2 separate regions of the Homo sapiens genome follow, and region 2 is linked to region 1. A link is an interaction called in ENCODE POLR2A ChIA-PET data of the cell type or tissue named here. Cell type or tissue: K562. All regions are shown on one strand. Region 1 has its middle 59 kb from the start of GNAZ. Region 2 overlaps RSPH14 (radial spoke head 14 homolog).

Evidence for each region. Peaks named below come from ENCODE experiments on the same cell type or tissue, not always from the same donor. Only the 100,000 strongest peaks of a DNase experiment are listed, where the experiment ranks them.
Region 2: POLR2A ChIA-PET joins it to region 1 with 6 read pairs; 6 of 35 experiments call an interaction of 5 or more read pairs at or near these places.

The regions. Positions count from the first base shown.
Region 1 is chr22:23,007,297-23,015,296 of GRCh38, forward strand. No RefSeq gene overlaps it. Among named protein-coding and RNA genes, the nearest start is that of GNAZ, 59 kb to the right of the region's middle. In K562, no CTCF peak of the experiment used is centred here; DNase peaks (open chromatin) are centred at 448, 869, 4,092, 5,549 and 7 weaker places; H3K27me3 peaks cover 3,683 bases.
Region 2 is chr22:23,060,728-23,068,727 of GRCh38, forward strand. RSPH14 (radial spoke head 14 homolog) reads right to left here. Exons shown (of 7, transcript NM_014433.3): 5 at 3,175-3,406; 6 at 1,082-1,218. Among named protein-coding and RNA genes, the nearest start is that of GNAZ, 5.8 kb to the right of the region's middle. RefSeq lists a silencer at 5,432-5,639. In K562, no CTCF peak of the experiment used is centred here; no DNase peak of the experiment used is centred here; H3K27me3 peaks cover 7,963 bases.

The DNA of each region.
Region 1 (8,000 bases):
GCAGGACCACATGGGAAAGACATCAGGTGGTCAGGAGGAAAAAGACAAAGGGAAGGGTTGGGATACTGCCTTTATTGAGGCTTCTGCAGAAAAGGCAAGGCAGTGCAGAATGAACAGTTTACTTTGTTATGGCAGCCCTAGCAAAGATATAAGTAGTAAGTGTGAAACAGCTTGGGAAGCTTGGGACCTTGCTAAAAAAGTAAGCCATCTACGATTTAGAGCCAAATCAAAGGTGAAAATAATAAAAGCTACAGGTATTTAGAAGAAGAGGGCATATGGTTCTTGTGAAGTCCCCAGGTAAGTCTTGATAAAGCAGGTAGAATTTGAGATAGAACTTAAAATAGACATGTTTGAGGTCAGTGGACAAGAACATATGAGAATAGTCAGGATAGAAAGTGGAACAATATTCATTAGTATCTATTCACCTACCATGAGCCAGGCACTGAGCTATGGTCCAGGAATATAGTGAACAAAAAGGGCATGGTTCTTGTCGTCTTGGTGTGCACAGCCTGAGATACAGCAGGATTGTATGGGACACCAGCATGCACACCGGCAGTGTTGGCACAGGACAAGTCACAGAGCTGTGTAGTCAGGACCTGTCTCTCTTGAACACTGGCTATCTTTGTACTATGTGATTAAGCACTTGATTTTGCTCTATGATTATTCCATAAAAGGGATTTGTCATCATTACCATTCTCAGCTGGATTTTCTTCTGCATCAAATATTGCACAAGAAGCTGGATTCCAAACTCCTGGGAGACAGTGGTGTTTATTCTCCTTTCTTATTTCTCCCATCTTAACAGATGCCAGGGGCAGTGACTCCCCATCTTGAATTCTTGGGCTACTCCCAGAATCAGCCATGTCTCTAACAACCAGAACTTGTGAGCAAGACTCATCCCCCTGGGTCTGCCTCTTCAGCACTCACTGTTGATGGTGACTTGTCTCATTGCTTGTACAGGTGGTGACAGTGCCAGAATATTTCAAGAATAGGTTTGGTAGCTATCAGAGTGAGATCCTTCTCTCCATTCTGTATTTATTCCTCTGTATCTTCAATAAGATACCAGTGAGTTGTGTAAAATCCAGCCCAAGAAACAGAACCAAGAAAAAAAAGCAAGAGGCAGGACTCAAGATTATGCTGGATTTGTCCCAGCGATTTACTCTGGGTCCTCTAAATTACTTGTTGGCCTTTGTTGTGAAGCCAGAGTAGAAAAAAATGACTTCACATTCACAAAAAATAAAAGAAGCATCTTCTTTACCTCCCAAGCCTAGGTTACAGGTCCCTCCTCTGTATTCCCAGGAACCTTGGGCTTACCCATCTCATATCAGTAGGTCATGTGCTTAAAAGAATCCAGGAATTTTCACCACCTGTACAAAACTTAAACTTGTTCTGGCTTTTAAAGGCTGTCCTGCGGAAGCCCCAGTCTACCTTTCTAAATGGATCTCCTTATTTCCTAATGGTTACACACTGTGCTCTAGTCACACTGCTTGCCTCATTGATTCTCAAGTCCAGCAAGCTTATTCCAAATCAAAACCCTCTAGACTTGCTCTGTACTGTGTCTGGAATGTTCTTCCCTCAGATCTTGCATGGCTAACTCCTTGTATTATTCCTTGAAAGAAAAATAGCACTTCCTTGAAGGGGCCTTCCAAGGATGCACCCAATTCATCTCTACTCCATTACTCAGGTCTTGGTTTTTGTCTTTAATTAGAGACAGGGTCTTGCTATGTTGCCCAGGCTGGAGTGCAGTGGCTATTCATAAATGTGATCATCATTCACTGCTGCGGCAGGCCAGGTCTCACTAACGCAGGCCTCTGTAACAACTGTTTCAGCACTGACTGAGTGGTTAAGTTAAATATTAAAAGCTGATAGAGCCAGTGCTCTAATACAAATGCTGGAATGTAACAAAGGCTCACCAAGAGTTTTGTCCAGGCCTTTCCTGGGCCTTGAAGCATGATGAGATAAAAAAGGAATTCTTAAAAGGACCCATTTAGAATTAAGCAAGTTTCATTGGGGGTCTGAAGAAACCCCCCAGGTCTCCACAAACAAGTTTATTGGAGGTCTGCAAGAACTCATCAAACCTCCATGATTTAGCAGGAGACAAGATAAGGGTAATTGCCCCAGCACCTGGGCCCATTTAGATTAAGAAAATTTACTAAGGCTCCAGAGGAAGGTCTTCAGGACTCAGATCTCAGTTACAGAATAAAAGTTAGCACTTATGTCTTTAGATAAATGCACACTTACACGTAGACATATAGCTTAGAAGGCACATAAGTTCTAGAAAACTGTAATTTTGAGTTAGTCCAAATTTTGATAATTTCCAGGCCTTCTCCCTGTAACCAGTTACATAAATAAAAAACTCTTCTTTCCCAGTTCATCTGCATCTCATTATTGGGCCACGAGAGTAAGCAGCCTGATCCTCGTTTTGGTCTAGGAACACTTGAACTTGAACTCCTGGGCTCAAGCAATCCCCCTCCTGAGCCTCCCAAGAAGCTGTGATTATAGGTGTGCACCACTGCACCCAGCTTCACTGCTGTTTTTATTTTCTGTGAAATGCCTGCCACCATGTGAAAGCAATTTATCTGCTTGCTTATCTGGCTTCTCCACTTCAGTGCAAGCTTCCTGAGACCAAGGGCCTCCTGCCTTGTTCACTGCGTTACCTTCCCCCTGTACTGAGAACATGTTTAGCACATAAGGTACTTCATAAATGTTTTCTGAATAACTGGAATAGTGGCACTTATCACACTGCATAGAAAATGCCTATTTTGTGGTTTGTCTCCATTAAACATAAGCTCTTGAGGATGGCAACTGAGTTTTGGTAACTTGTGTCTTCTGAACACTGCTGAGTGTCTATGACATGGTTGGCACTCAGTAAGTAGTTAGTGAATAAATGGATAGATGAATCTGTCCATTTTATCCCTGGCTTTGGAGATCAGAATAACAAAGCAAGGGGTTATCCAGTTAAATGATGTGCAGATGTTTCAAAATCAGTGTCAACTGAGCCAGGGGTCAACAAATCTGGTCAGCAGGCCAATCTGGATAATGATGGGCTTTGTGCAGCTCTGAAGCTAAGAATGATTTTTATAGTTTTAAAAGGTTGTAAAAAAAAAAAAAAAAAAAAAAAGAGAGATGGTATGTGACCAGCAAACTTGCCTTTACAGGAAAAGTTTGCTGATCCCTGAGAAGTCATTCCCGTTCCCTTTTTCCAGTGGTGGAACTGTAAAAACAACTAACTCTCTGAACTAATTCCCTCTCTGAAGCTCCAGAGTGGAAGAGGCTAAGTTGTGCCACTGGAAGAATGGGGTTAACTCAAGCCCTAAAAGTACTAACCTTGGCTGAACTCATGGGGCACAAGCCTATGCTCAACAAAACGGATGAACCTTACCCAGTGTCCACTGGTGATGTAGTGCTATTCAGATACCACCTCTGGTAGATGGCTTCTAAGGTCAGTGTCTTTGTGGAATCACTGTGGATTCAGTTGGAAGTGAAAGTGCAGCCTGCTGACTCCGTATTCATTTCAGTTGGAGGTTTGCTCTTCTGCCGTGTTCATGAAGATAGTTTAGGAAATGGGTGTTTAACTGATCACAATCTCGCTGAAAATTGCTGGCATTCATACCATCTCAGGTGAGGTTACTCTAACCACACAAGTACTTACATTGGCACACTCTACTTAGTGGATGACAGAGAAGTCATTCTACCTAAAGATAGAGAAGTCTATCTCTGTGAATGACAGAGATGTCATTCTACCTAACATCTCTGCAGTTTGTAGAAAAACTCTTTATAGAGTTTGTAGACATTGAAGCAGCAGTCTCCAGCTTTTGCACTTACCCTAAGTCTGTAAATGACATTGCTAAGACCTGAGGAGACTGAACAATGAAAAGAACAGAGACGGGGGGCCTAAGTAGTGTCCTCCCACTAGAAATCAGCTTGGGCTGGCTGGGTCCCTCCCAGGGGTCTGACAGGGACAACAGCGATTATGTCTGCGGTGGGGAGGGACACTGCAGGCCACCAGGTAAAAGACTGGGAGCACAGAAGACAAATGATGGGGAGGCAGCAGCCATGGGCCACCTGGTCAGGCCTGATCAGATGGAATCTTTTGTAGGGGCAGTTCTGTCCTAGGCAGCTACTGCCTAGGTTCTGAGAGTGGAAGCTCTCACCACTCCTTCTTTCCAGCAACAGTGCAAATCTCAGATGCTGGGTGTTTCCCTGGCAGTTCACCAGAGACCAAGGGGAAAGAATCAAAGTGAGGCACAGAATGCCCTCAATCAGTGGTTCACAGTGCAGAGGAGTGGGAATTGGATTTTTCTTCCCAGAGGGCACTTGGTAATGTTTGGAGGCATTCTGGGTTGTCACAGCTGGGCCAGGGGGAGCTCTGCTGGCTGTTAACTGTTGCTTCCAGGTCAGGTGCAGTGGCTCATGCCTATAATCCCAGCACTTCAGGAGGCTGAGGCAGGAGGATCCTTTGAGCTCAGGAGTTTGAGACCAGTGTGGGCACCATGGCAAACTCTGTCTCTACAAACATTTTTAAAATTAGCCAGGTGTGATGACACACACCTGTAGTCCCAGCTACTCAGGAGGCTGTGGGAAGACTGCTTGAGCCTGGGAGATCCAGGCTGCAGTGAGCTATGATCATGCCATTGCACTCCACCCTGTCTTAAAAAATAATGATAAAAATTTTTAAGAAAGGGAATTAAAGGGAAATTAGGAAATTGTGACACAGAAGGGCAAGATAAGAATCCAACAAGAGATCATGAAGGACATTAAAGAGAGAAAACAGGATGGACTAAAACTAAGCATAAGTCACTCACTGAATTAAAGAGATCAAGCGCCTGAATGTGGAGAACTGGGGGTGTGGTGGGGAGTATACAGAGTACTTGATGTGGGAGTAACTTTCAGAAGAGTGAGTCAAATGTGGCTTTCTTTCTCTCTCTTTGCCTGTTCAGGTGGTTTGATAGCTGTGGTTTATACCAGCATCTTGAATGCTGACATTATGCTTTGGGGATCAGTCATGTTAATAGGCTTTGGGAAGTAAAACAAGATGACTGGGTACCATGGTGGAACCTTTGGCTCTAGAGCTGCCTGGGCCATCAGCATCTTTGTCTCACAGATGAGGATGATACAGAAGGACTGGGCTCTCGGCTAAACCCCAACCTTAACCCTGGAACCACAGCTCTAAGTGAAAACAGCTGACCCTGTTTTTCCACCCAAATATTGCCTTTTTGGCCTGCTCCACCCCTATCCTGTGCCCATAAAAAACTTCAGAGGCAGAGCAACACAAACAGCTGAGTGTCAAGGTATAAGCGGCTGAGTGACAGACAAGCAACTGAGCGTCAGAGACTATAAAAAAACACAGCTAATTTCAGACAGTGCAGTTTTGGAGAAGGGTCTGACCAGAAACGGTTAGGCTTTAGGAAAAGATCACTTTCCCATCCTTTTTCCAGCCAAGTGGGAGGTGCCAGCCATCTGGCTACATGGGACCCCTAACCCGAGGCTTCCCTGGGGACTGGGAGGTGTGCGCAGCTCATTGCTGCCTCGCTTAGCCCTTGAACATGGCACACGCATGCAGCAGACACGCCCAGGCTCCTAAGCAGGGAGGGGAGGGGGTGAGCAGAGGAACCACCACACACCATGCCTGCCCGTGGCTGTTGGGGTGAGTGTGGGGATGGCACCTCTAAGAAAAAACGGGAATCACATTGTTCTGAATTCCATATCTAATGGCTAGGCCAAACACTCATTCTACCTAACATCTCTGCAGTTTGTAGCAAAACTCTTTATGAGAGAGATAGAAGCCAGTCAGGCACGGTGGCTCACGCCTGCAATCCCAGCACTTTGGGAGGCCGAGGTGGGCAGATCACCTGAGGTCAGGAGTTCGAGACCAGCCTGGCCAACATGGTGAAACCCAATCTCTAGTAAAAATACAAATATTAGCCAGGTATGGTGGTGGGTGCCTGTAGTCCCAGCTACTCAGAAGGCTGAGGCAGGAGAATCACTTGAACCTGGGAGGCGGAGGTTGCAGTGAGCCAAGATTGCACCACGCACTCCAGCCTGGGGGACAAGAGCAAGACTCCGTCTCAAAAAAAAAAAAAAAAAAAGAAAGAAAGAAAGAGATAGAAACCATTTGCAGGCATTAAAGAAGAAAAGATACAAAGATATCACAGCAAAGTCTGCAGATTTGGGCCGACGCCTGTTAGGGCAGTCATGGATGGAGTTTAGTCTTGGGGCCTTCCAGCAACACTGAGGAGTGGCCTCAGTCAGATGCCTTTGGTTCCCCAGGACCTTATTCCCATCCCATAAGACAGTTTGACCACCGTGAAGGAAAACAGCCACAGAGCCAACATTCTTTTCACCCAAAAGAGACATTTCGTCATGTACTCACTTGTCTGACGTATCCAGGACAAGCCTTCAGATGAGATGGGATAGTTCCCTTGATCCCCTTCATGGGCAGAAACTGGAGTGGCTCATTTCACTCAGCCCGGCGTTGGCCACTCCTCACAGGAGACAGCATGCAAGCGAGAGTGTGCAGGAACCAGAATGAACAAATGCTGGAACCGCCAATCACTCCTCTCTGCTAGGAGCAGGTTCTGTGCGGGCCGAGTAGCGTCGTCCAAGCATGTTACAACCAATGCTGTTTCAGCTCTTATGTCTGGAAACAGCCAAGTGCCAACCGGCTTGGTGGAGGGTCAGGGTGGCAGCCCCTGCCCTCTCAGCACCTGGGTTCTTGTCCAATGTCCAGGAAGAATCAGGTCACATGAACCATTTGAAAGGGGATGCATGTGGAGGAATTTATTGGGTGGTGGGTGGCTCTCAGCAGAAACGGAGGCTGGAAACGGAAGGGGATGATGGGAAGGGGATCTTTCCCTGAAGCCCAGCCATCTCCAGCCAGGCCCCTCTCCACAAAGCTGCACCATCTGAAGTTAGCTGCGTCTGTCCACAGTCTCTGATGCTCAGTTGCTTCTCTGATTGCCGCTCAGCTGCTTCTGTTGCTCTGCCGGCTGAAGTCTTTTTGGGGCACAAGATAGGGGCGGGGCAGGCCAAAAAGGCAACATTTGGGTGGAAAAACGGGGTAAGCTGTTTCACTTAGGGCCACAGTTCCAGGATTCAGCGGGGGGTTTAGCTGGGAGCCCAGCCCTTCTGTATCAAGGAGACTGAAGCCCAAACACAACCCAACAGCATTGTTGAAAGTCATGCTGAAAGTTGGGGAGGATGTTTCTGCTCACTTCAAGAGAAAGACGAGTCAAAGCATGGGAGTGGAAATGACAAACTCTAGTGCTTTGGTACACTACACTCCTCCTCACTTCTGGGCCGTCATCAGTGTTCTTCCCTAGTTAGAAGGCCACCTTCTTTTTCACCACTCAATTAAATCTATCCACCAAGGTCAACAGAAGATCCACCCCTAAAGATATAATTCCACCATTAATCCATCAACACAGCCCTCTTCTCTGGAGCTCACATCACTACCACACAAGTCAACATATTTAAACACATAACGTAATTGTTTATTGAGTGTTTCACATAAATAATCATACTCCCTACATCCAAAACTTCTGAAGAACCAGAACCATGGTACTCCCTATGCAAAGCACTGTCTGATGCATTAAGTAGATTCATGCATCACTAAACGGCCAGGACACATTCTGAGAAATGTGTCATTAGGCAATTTCTTTGATGTGCCACCATCATAGAGTATGCTTACATAAACCTAGAGGGTGTAGCCTATTCCTCCTAGGCTGCAAACCTGTACATGTTATTATACTGAATATTACAGGCAATTCTAACACAATAGTATTTGTGTAGCTAAACCTAAAAAAGGTACAGTAAAAATATGATATAAAAGATAAAATGTGGGCTGGGCACAGTGGCTCACCCCTGTAATCCCAGCACTTTGGGAGGCCGAGGCGGGCAGATCATGGGGTCAGGAGATCGAGACCATCCTGGCTAACACGGTGAAACCCCGTCTCTACTAAAAATATAAAAAATTAACCGGGCGTGGTGGCAGGCGCCTGTAG
Region 2 (8,000 bases), 53 kb after region 1:
GTCCCCTGTGTTTGCCCCACCCATGCTGGGCTTCTCCTCCACATCCCTCATCACTGCCTCCCAGGGCCTGGCACGTGGCAGGGGCTTCAGGACCCTCAGCTGGAGTGCCAGCTTGGGAATAAGTGGCCTCATCTCCCTGGGTCTCAGCCTCTTGTGTCTCGAGCCCCGTGGCCCTCCAAGCACTCCTACAGAAAGCCTGGACCGAGAAGGACACTGGGCTGAGGCTGCCCCAAGATAAACACGCAGGGGGAGCCCCTGCCACCGTGCAGTCAGCATCCTGACTACACCAGTAAAAGGAGGGGCTGTGGACTCCAAGAAAGCCCCAACCTCTCCCATCTGCATACCTCAAGCAGCATTAGGGTCAGGTGTGCAGGGCCTGGGAGGACCTGTCTTTGGGAGGCTGATTGCAAATCCAAGCCCAGATGGTCCTCCATGGAACTCAAAGGAAGCACAGGGCCCCAGGCTGGTGGGTGTGTAGGGGCCAGAGGGAAAGTCAAATGCTTTCAGGGGTCCTGGGAGTGCCACGCCCCAGTCTGCCAGGTGTGGAAACAGCCCAGGGTTCTTCCATGAGCCCAGGGTTGGGTGACTTAGAGGGGAAGCCTGACTGGCTGGGAGTCCCAAGGTAGGGGGCTCGGGGGAGATAATTCTGAATTTGCCCCCTCCTCCAGTTTAAGAAAAATAATTAGGATGAATAAACACCATAGAGTCAAGGGCTCCAGGGTTTGCTTAGACCTCAGGGTAACAGAATCATGGATGGCAAACTAATCAACCCTTGAGTCACAGCTCACAAGGGGCCTGGGTGGGAGGCGGGAATTCCAGGCCCAGGGAACAGACTGGTGCGAAGGCACAGAGGTCCTAATGTGAGTGACTGGTGAGGGGCCACTGTGCTGGGGAGAAGAGGGAGGGCTGGGCCTTGGACCCAACCTTGAAAGGACATCAGTGATAGGCCAAGGGGAGGTTTTTTTTTTTTTTGCAAAGTGTGGAGTTTGGGGGACGATACCCAGCCCCTGAGTACAGAAAGCTCATCACGGCTGCTAGCCTGCTAGGGTCTCCCTCCCTGCGGCACCCCCCACCGCCTCACCTTCAGTGATCACTGTGGCGAACATCAGGGCACCGGCAGCGTTAGACTTCACATGCTCCACTGGGTCTTTCAGCAGATGGACCAGGATGGGGATGACGTCAAAATGACACACCTGTTTCTTGCCCTCTCGAGATATGCTGGGGCAGAGAGGGAACAGAGAGGGGCTCTGCTTGGAAGGGAGAAGAGGCGCAAGGCCCAGGAGTGCCCCAGGGAGACACAAAAGAAATAATTGTGTGGGGGCTACCCCAGGTAGTCCCAGGACTGGTCCCCATGATCCAGGACTGGTCATGGCAGGGATGCTGGGCTGCAGAGGAGCATTGGTGTGAACGCGGCCCACTGCCAGTGAAGACCACGGGGTGACAGGGCCTCACTCTGAGCCAGCACACAGAAAAGAAATAGGGCATGTTCTCCGTGGCCCCAAAATGGGGAACAGCAGGACCCAGGGGTGTCAACCACAGGGAGACCTGTTTTGACTTTGCCTAAGAGCCAGAGCTGACAGTGATGGGCCAAGCTGCCCCCAACAGCAGCAGCTGCCGGGCACTGGGCAACTGCAGCTAAGGACTCAGACCAGGTAACTTTTAGGCCACTTACTCTGGCACTGAATGAAGTTGTGGAAATGAGGATGATGAACTCCCCAAAAGTTTCCTGAGAGAGGGTCAATTCTGTCCCCTAAAAAGAAAGGGCTCCCTGGGCCAGGAAACACTGTTCACAAGCCCCACAGGAATGCCACAGTGCAAAGACCCCTGTGTCACTTAGTTTAATCAACCTTTCCCAAATGTAGCCACCAAAGAACCCTCATTTTTGTAGAGCTCTTAATGACCTCAAAGACACAGGTGTTCCCTGGGAACACAGATTGGGAAATGAGGTTGGCCAGCCACTAGCTGTGACACTGGGAGCCTTTCAGGGCAGTGGGCCTCAACCCCGAAGCCCATGATCAAAGTTGCAGAGTCCTGGGCCCCACATGCAGGGATTCCCTGATTCGTTCACACAGCAAGACACTGAGACAAGAGCGATGCAGGGATTCCCCGATTTGTTCACAAGAGTGGGGACAAGAGCAGGGTTTCTCCAGCTCAGTGTTCTTTAGGGCCAGATAATTCTCAACTGGGAGCCAAAGCTCCCCCGCTGCAAACCCTGGGTTTAGGGCAGCAAACAGAGGAAAGCCCTGTCCTCAGGAGCTCCCCTCGGGGATGACACACAAAGTAACGGCAGGGATGGTGGTCACAGTGGACATGGGAGGACAGGGGACAGCAGGGAGGTTACAGTTTCAGAGAGAGAGAGCTCTCTCCTGGAAAGCCACTCTCATGGTCCCACAGAAAGGGGACCTCTGAGCAGACCTAAGAATGATGGGGCTGGGACAGGGCCCAGGAATCTGCATTTTCACAAACCTCCCGGTGGCTTGGGTCCGGGGCCCCACTTGCAGAAATACTGGCCTGAGCCTCTAGTGAGACTCTCAGAAGAGAAGCCAGGACTTAGGGAAGGCAAGAGGGTCTCCACTAAAGAGACATAGCCACAGCTAAGGCAGAGACTCTGGGGTTCGGTGACCAGCCTGTCCTCGTGAAAAGGGGCCCAGTGTGAGAACACACACCGCACCCTGCCCCCTGCAGCTTTGAGGCTTTGGGCTCCCTCAGTTTCCAGGCCAGGATGTAGACTGTGATCCTGTGTGACCTGGTGTGAGACACAAGACACTGCCTCCTTTTCTCACCTGTGAAGGCAGACATCACCTCCCTGGAGGGTCGCCTAAATGTGAGGTTTGTAGACAACGCCTGGCACACAGGAGGCACTCAGTGACCGCTGGGTGTCATGATCATCACCAGTGCATCTCCTGTGCTGGCCTTCCTCATGGGGAGGGGGTGCACAATCATCTGGCTTTGTCCAGGCTGAGGGGTTTCCTGGGATACAGTACACTCCCAGGCCAACGGGATGGTGGTCACCCTAGGGGAGAAGGTCATCCTCTGTCCCAGCTCCCTCCTACCCCTGGGCACAAGCAGGCAAGGGGAAGCAGGCCCAGGGTGGCCGCCCTTGAGCTCTGGACCAGTCCAGCTCAGGTGCCTTCTCCCAGCCTTGGTAGAAACCCAGCCTAGGCCAGGCCTCACCTGACATTAAGGAGCGCACGGGCGGCCTTGCTGCGGATGTTCTGGTTGGCGCTGAGGAGCTTCTGCTTCAGGACAAGCACCACATTGCTGCCCAGGGCCTCGGTGGCATCCTCCTGCAGGCAGAGGACCAGTGTGTCCAGGATGAACTCCTGGAACTCCTCCTCCTCCACCTCCACCTGCAGCTTCCATACCAGTGAGGAAATCAGACCTTTGCTGATGATCTCTTGGGCCCCTACAAGGCAGGAAAGGGCACTGAGGGCGGGCTGGCCACACACCCACCCACCCATGCCAGTTGGCCTGCAGGGCTCAAGGAGGGTCTTGCAGAACCAGTGGGTGGGTTTGACAAAAGGACTTGCAAGTGCCACCCCCACACACACGTCCCGCCTGGCCAGGGGCCTGAGCGACCAGCAGGCAGCTGCAGTGACAGCCATGTCAGGGGCTAAGGGCGGAGGCTCAGAGAACCCAGGAAGGACCAGTCTTTTGTCGCCTGTGTCTCAGGGGGCATCTACCATAGCAAGCGCACAGCAGCTGGAGAGGCAATAAGCCACCCCTCGGAGAGCTGACAGCTCACTCCTGCAGGGCCCAGGCACACCAGGAGACCTCCACTCTTCCCTCCCCCTGCCCCAGAGTTGGGGAGCCAGCCAAGCCCCCGCTTCCCATCCACCAAAATATTTCAAAGCTGCTGGAGACCCCACACTGGTCTGACCAGCCCTGGAGAAGAGCTTGGTTTTGACTCTGAGACAGAAGACCTAGAGTGTAGGCCAGTGTCACACTCACCAAAAAGAGCTGTGCCCCAACTAAAGGTGACGGGAAGCCATAGGCTCTCGTCTTCAAGGGACCTGGGGCTCTGTGGGAAGGGGGCTCCACATGGCACAGCTGGGGTGCAGGTACTGGGAGAAGCACAATGAGGCAAGGCTCCCCCATAAACAGGCCCCACCTGGCTCCTCCCAGCTCCCTTCCCTCCTGAGGAATGTCAGCATGTGATTGCCTAGAGAACCCAGCACGAGTGGCATCCTGAGCCCAGGACGGTGGGCAGAACAGCCCTCCTGAGTCACTGAGATGAGAAGCACAGGGAATGTGCACAGTGCCCTTCCCTACGGCACGCAGCTGCCCTCGCCACTGCCCTGCAGCCCACTGCCTACTGCAAAGCCATCTACAGCCCCCAGGGAGGTGGCCACCAGAAGACACCTCTTTCTTCCGCCCTCCCCAGCTAAACCCTCTAATTTACTCTAGAGAGAGAAATAAACAGGTTGATTAGCCTAAAGGTCTCCAAGTGCCAATTAGTACCAGGGATTTCCTCTTTGAAGACATCACCCCAACCTTCTTCCCCCACTCCCTGAGGACATCAAACAGCAGGTGCCCAGGGTGATGGGGTAGAAAGGCGGAGCAGGGTGCTGAGTGGCTCTTACCGCCCCCCACCATGTCTCATAATGTCCAGCAGCTCTCCATGCCCCATCCCCCAGGTCCTCTGGTGTCAGGTGGCTTCCAGTGCCCCTGGCCAGCTTCTCACTGTGGTATCAGATGGAGCAGCTAGATCTGCCCTGTTTGTTCTCAGGGCTCTGACCACCCAGGAAAAGTGGGTTCCTGTTGCTTCTACTGTGTTGGCCTTTTTTATTTAATATGCACAGATTGCAAAAAAAAAAAAAAAAAAAAAAAAAAAAGCCTAGGTCTCATTTAAAACATATCCTTTCCAATCTGTGTGACCTTGGACAAGTTACTTAACCTCTCTGAGTCTAGTTTCCTTATCACTGAAACGGGCCTACCTGGCAGGGGGTTGTGGATGAAAACGTGTTCCACGTGCTGTGGATTTCTTCATCCATGTAAGGGTCTGTCCCTGTGTGCCCAGAACATCTGGGCCTAGGGTGGCAAGAGTCTCCTGAATTCCACCAACACTGAGTCCCAGCTACAAGCAAGGGCCTGCTGGAGGCTGAGGAGTAGGATACAAGACAAACGCTGCACAGCCCAAGCCCTGCAGATCCCATCAGTGCAGAAACCCCCCAACCCTACCACCCCTCCCGAGGCCTGATCCTCTCTCTCTCGCAGCTCCCTGCTTTGCCCATACCACACACCTGGCCTCCTGCTCCCGCTCTGCTTCCCCTCAGGTTCTGCCCACGGTCTCCCTACCCACTCCTGGCTATAGATTCAACTCAGTGGTGACCTGGACGGCCCTCTTCCAGCTCACAGCAGGGAGGCGACAATTTGACCTTCTGTTAATTTTGCTGGCAGATGGAAGGACAAAGTTCTGGGATGGGGACACTTGAGCAAAGACCTGGGGGTAAGGAAGTTGTTAATTTTCAAATCAGGGCTAGATTGTAGCCTCGTCTCACCTATCTGAGCTTCCCAGGAAATCCCTGGGACAGGTGTCATTGCTGAGTCAGGATGGGCACAAGTTAGGGGAGGAATATAGAAGGAGTTGAGGTCAGAAAAGTCAACATTCAAGGTGATCACCTCCATTACCCACCTCTCCTTGGTGAGGAAACTGAGGCCCAGAGAGGCAACTTGAATACCTAAGGTCACACAGCAGATGGTGGCAAAGCCAGGCGGGACCCTCAGCCCCTTGGGTTTTGTTTCTCAGGCATTTGTCTTGTACTTCTGCTCCTAGAAATGCTTAGCACAGGGACCGGGGTTCATTTTGAGACAGAGGGAGAAGATTAAAAATAAAACGCGTGCCGGGTGTGCCTTTCTGCTCGTTCACTTTGCTTCTTTTCAGCTAAAAGAAGAGTCTCGGGCCTGGCTATTTATAACTAACCCAGATCTGCGATGGCTTGCTCAAGTGGGGGTGGGGCACACAGACCCCAGGGAAACAATCGGGGAAATCCACCCAACTGGGCGGCAGCCTGAGCGTCCGCTGGGGGTGGGGGGTGGTTGCAGAAGAGGTAGGACAGGTGGGGCACAGAGAATCAGCCAGATGGGGTGGCACCAGAGCAGGCCAGGCTCTGGGCCATCCATGGTTTAGAGACAAGCAACATATGCCCACCCCACCCCCGGGAAGTGGGAAAACTAGTGGAATAGTCAGCTGGGGACAGGTCACTACAGAACAGGTTGACATGTGTGTAGACCAGGAATTCCAGGGTCCTAGGGGCTCTGGAGGTGCACAAAGGGAGGCCCCGGGGAAGCTGGTTCTCATGGATGTGGAGGAGAGCCCAGAACAGCAGGGCTCAAATGTATGTGTTTGTGGGGAGTCCCCGATCTGGCCTGGCTGATATGTAGGGGCTAGGATGGGTTCAGTGGTTGATGAGCCAAAGAGATCCAATGGGATTGAGGGGTCACGGATGTCCATGGTGTGGAGCCCCAGTGGTGGAGTCTGGGTCATTTTCTTTGTGGTGGGGCAGGGCGGGTGCTGACACCATGTTGAGGGGCCACTCCTCAGCCAGCTGTGCCTGCTGGGTTGGGGAGGTGCTGAGTGGGCTCAGTCACCACCATGGCCCCCTTCCTCTGGCTACAGCAAAGCCCCAGCTGTTGTCTCCCAGCCAATGAGGGCTCAGGACAGAGCACCAGCACCCAGGTTCTGGTCGCAGCCACACCCTTTCCTGTTAGGGGACTGCACATCCACACATGGCATCTGGGGCCCACCTTGCCGCAGGTGACCCACCTGTCCAGCTTTAGCCTTGCATGGCCCTGTGCCCTGAACTCCTGGCCCACTGGGCCTGCCTTTGCTCCAAGGGGTGCTTCTCTGTCCTCAGCTTTCTCGGCTTCCAGGTAGCTGGGAGCATGGTTAACAGCTTCTTCCTTTACCACATGCTCTCTTCCCGTGCCTCTGGTACCCTCCATTCTCTGGTTCCTGACCACCTCCCCAACTGCTCCTCCATCTTTTTGGTAAGCACCATCTCTTCCTCCAGTGGTCCCCACCCTCTCCCCTTCTCTCATCTCCCTGGGTCCTGATAATGCCCCGCCACTGTCTCCTAACATGCTCTTGGTCTCCCTGCCATCTCACAGCCACAGCAGACCGTACACTGAACTCAGCCTCACAGACTGACTTCTGTGCTCACTCCCACTTCCTCTGGACTGACTAACTGATGTTTTTGTTATTTTATTATGTCCAGTAGGACAACTCACATTGTCTGTGGGACCACGCCTACTGTAAACAGGCAATTAAAAACTTCTCCTCCTCCTTCTCAAATTTAAAAGACTAATGTTAAAACTCTCGAGCAGTTCTTAGGCCAACGTCCCTGATCCTACTGCCCCAAGCTGGCATCTGTGCATGGGCAACGACCCTGGCCCCAGCCACACTGGTCTTCTCTGGGTTCTTCCTGGCCTCGTGCTCCTTCATGTCCTGCACCGTCCCCGCCTTGGAACTCACTTCCCTCCCACCCTATGTCACTGGCCACCTCCACGCCTGCTATGGCCTCATTCCAAGCATCTCTTCCTTTGGGAAGCTGGCCCAATGCCCAATGCTCCCCCACTCCACATGCCCCCAGAGCCCCAGTGGGTCTCCTCAGATAGCCTCACATGACTGTAAGGCCCAATCGTTGTTTGCTTTCTGCCCCTGCCCTACAGGCAGAGGGTCTGCCAGAAAAGGGCCGGTCTGAATCCTAGAACTGTGCCTACAACTATACCCTGGTGGAGGAGGCTATCTGTAAGTGACTGCTGCATGAATACAATATTGGTTTGATGCCAGGTGAGATGTCCCTCTCTTACTTTGAGGTCAAGTCAGGGAGGTGTCAGCCAGCCCCAGTGGACCCCTCCGCAGGCTAGCCTCTGCTCTGGACCACTGGAAAGGGCCATCTCACTGTTGCATGTGGGCTTACCTCTGCAAACAATTCAACTCTGACCCCCAGACTCTGCAGTGGAAACAGCCTCTGGCTATCCCAAGACATGCTAATATG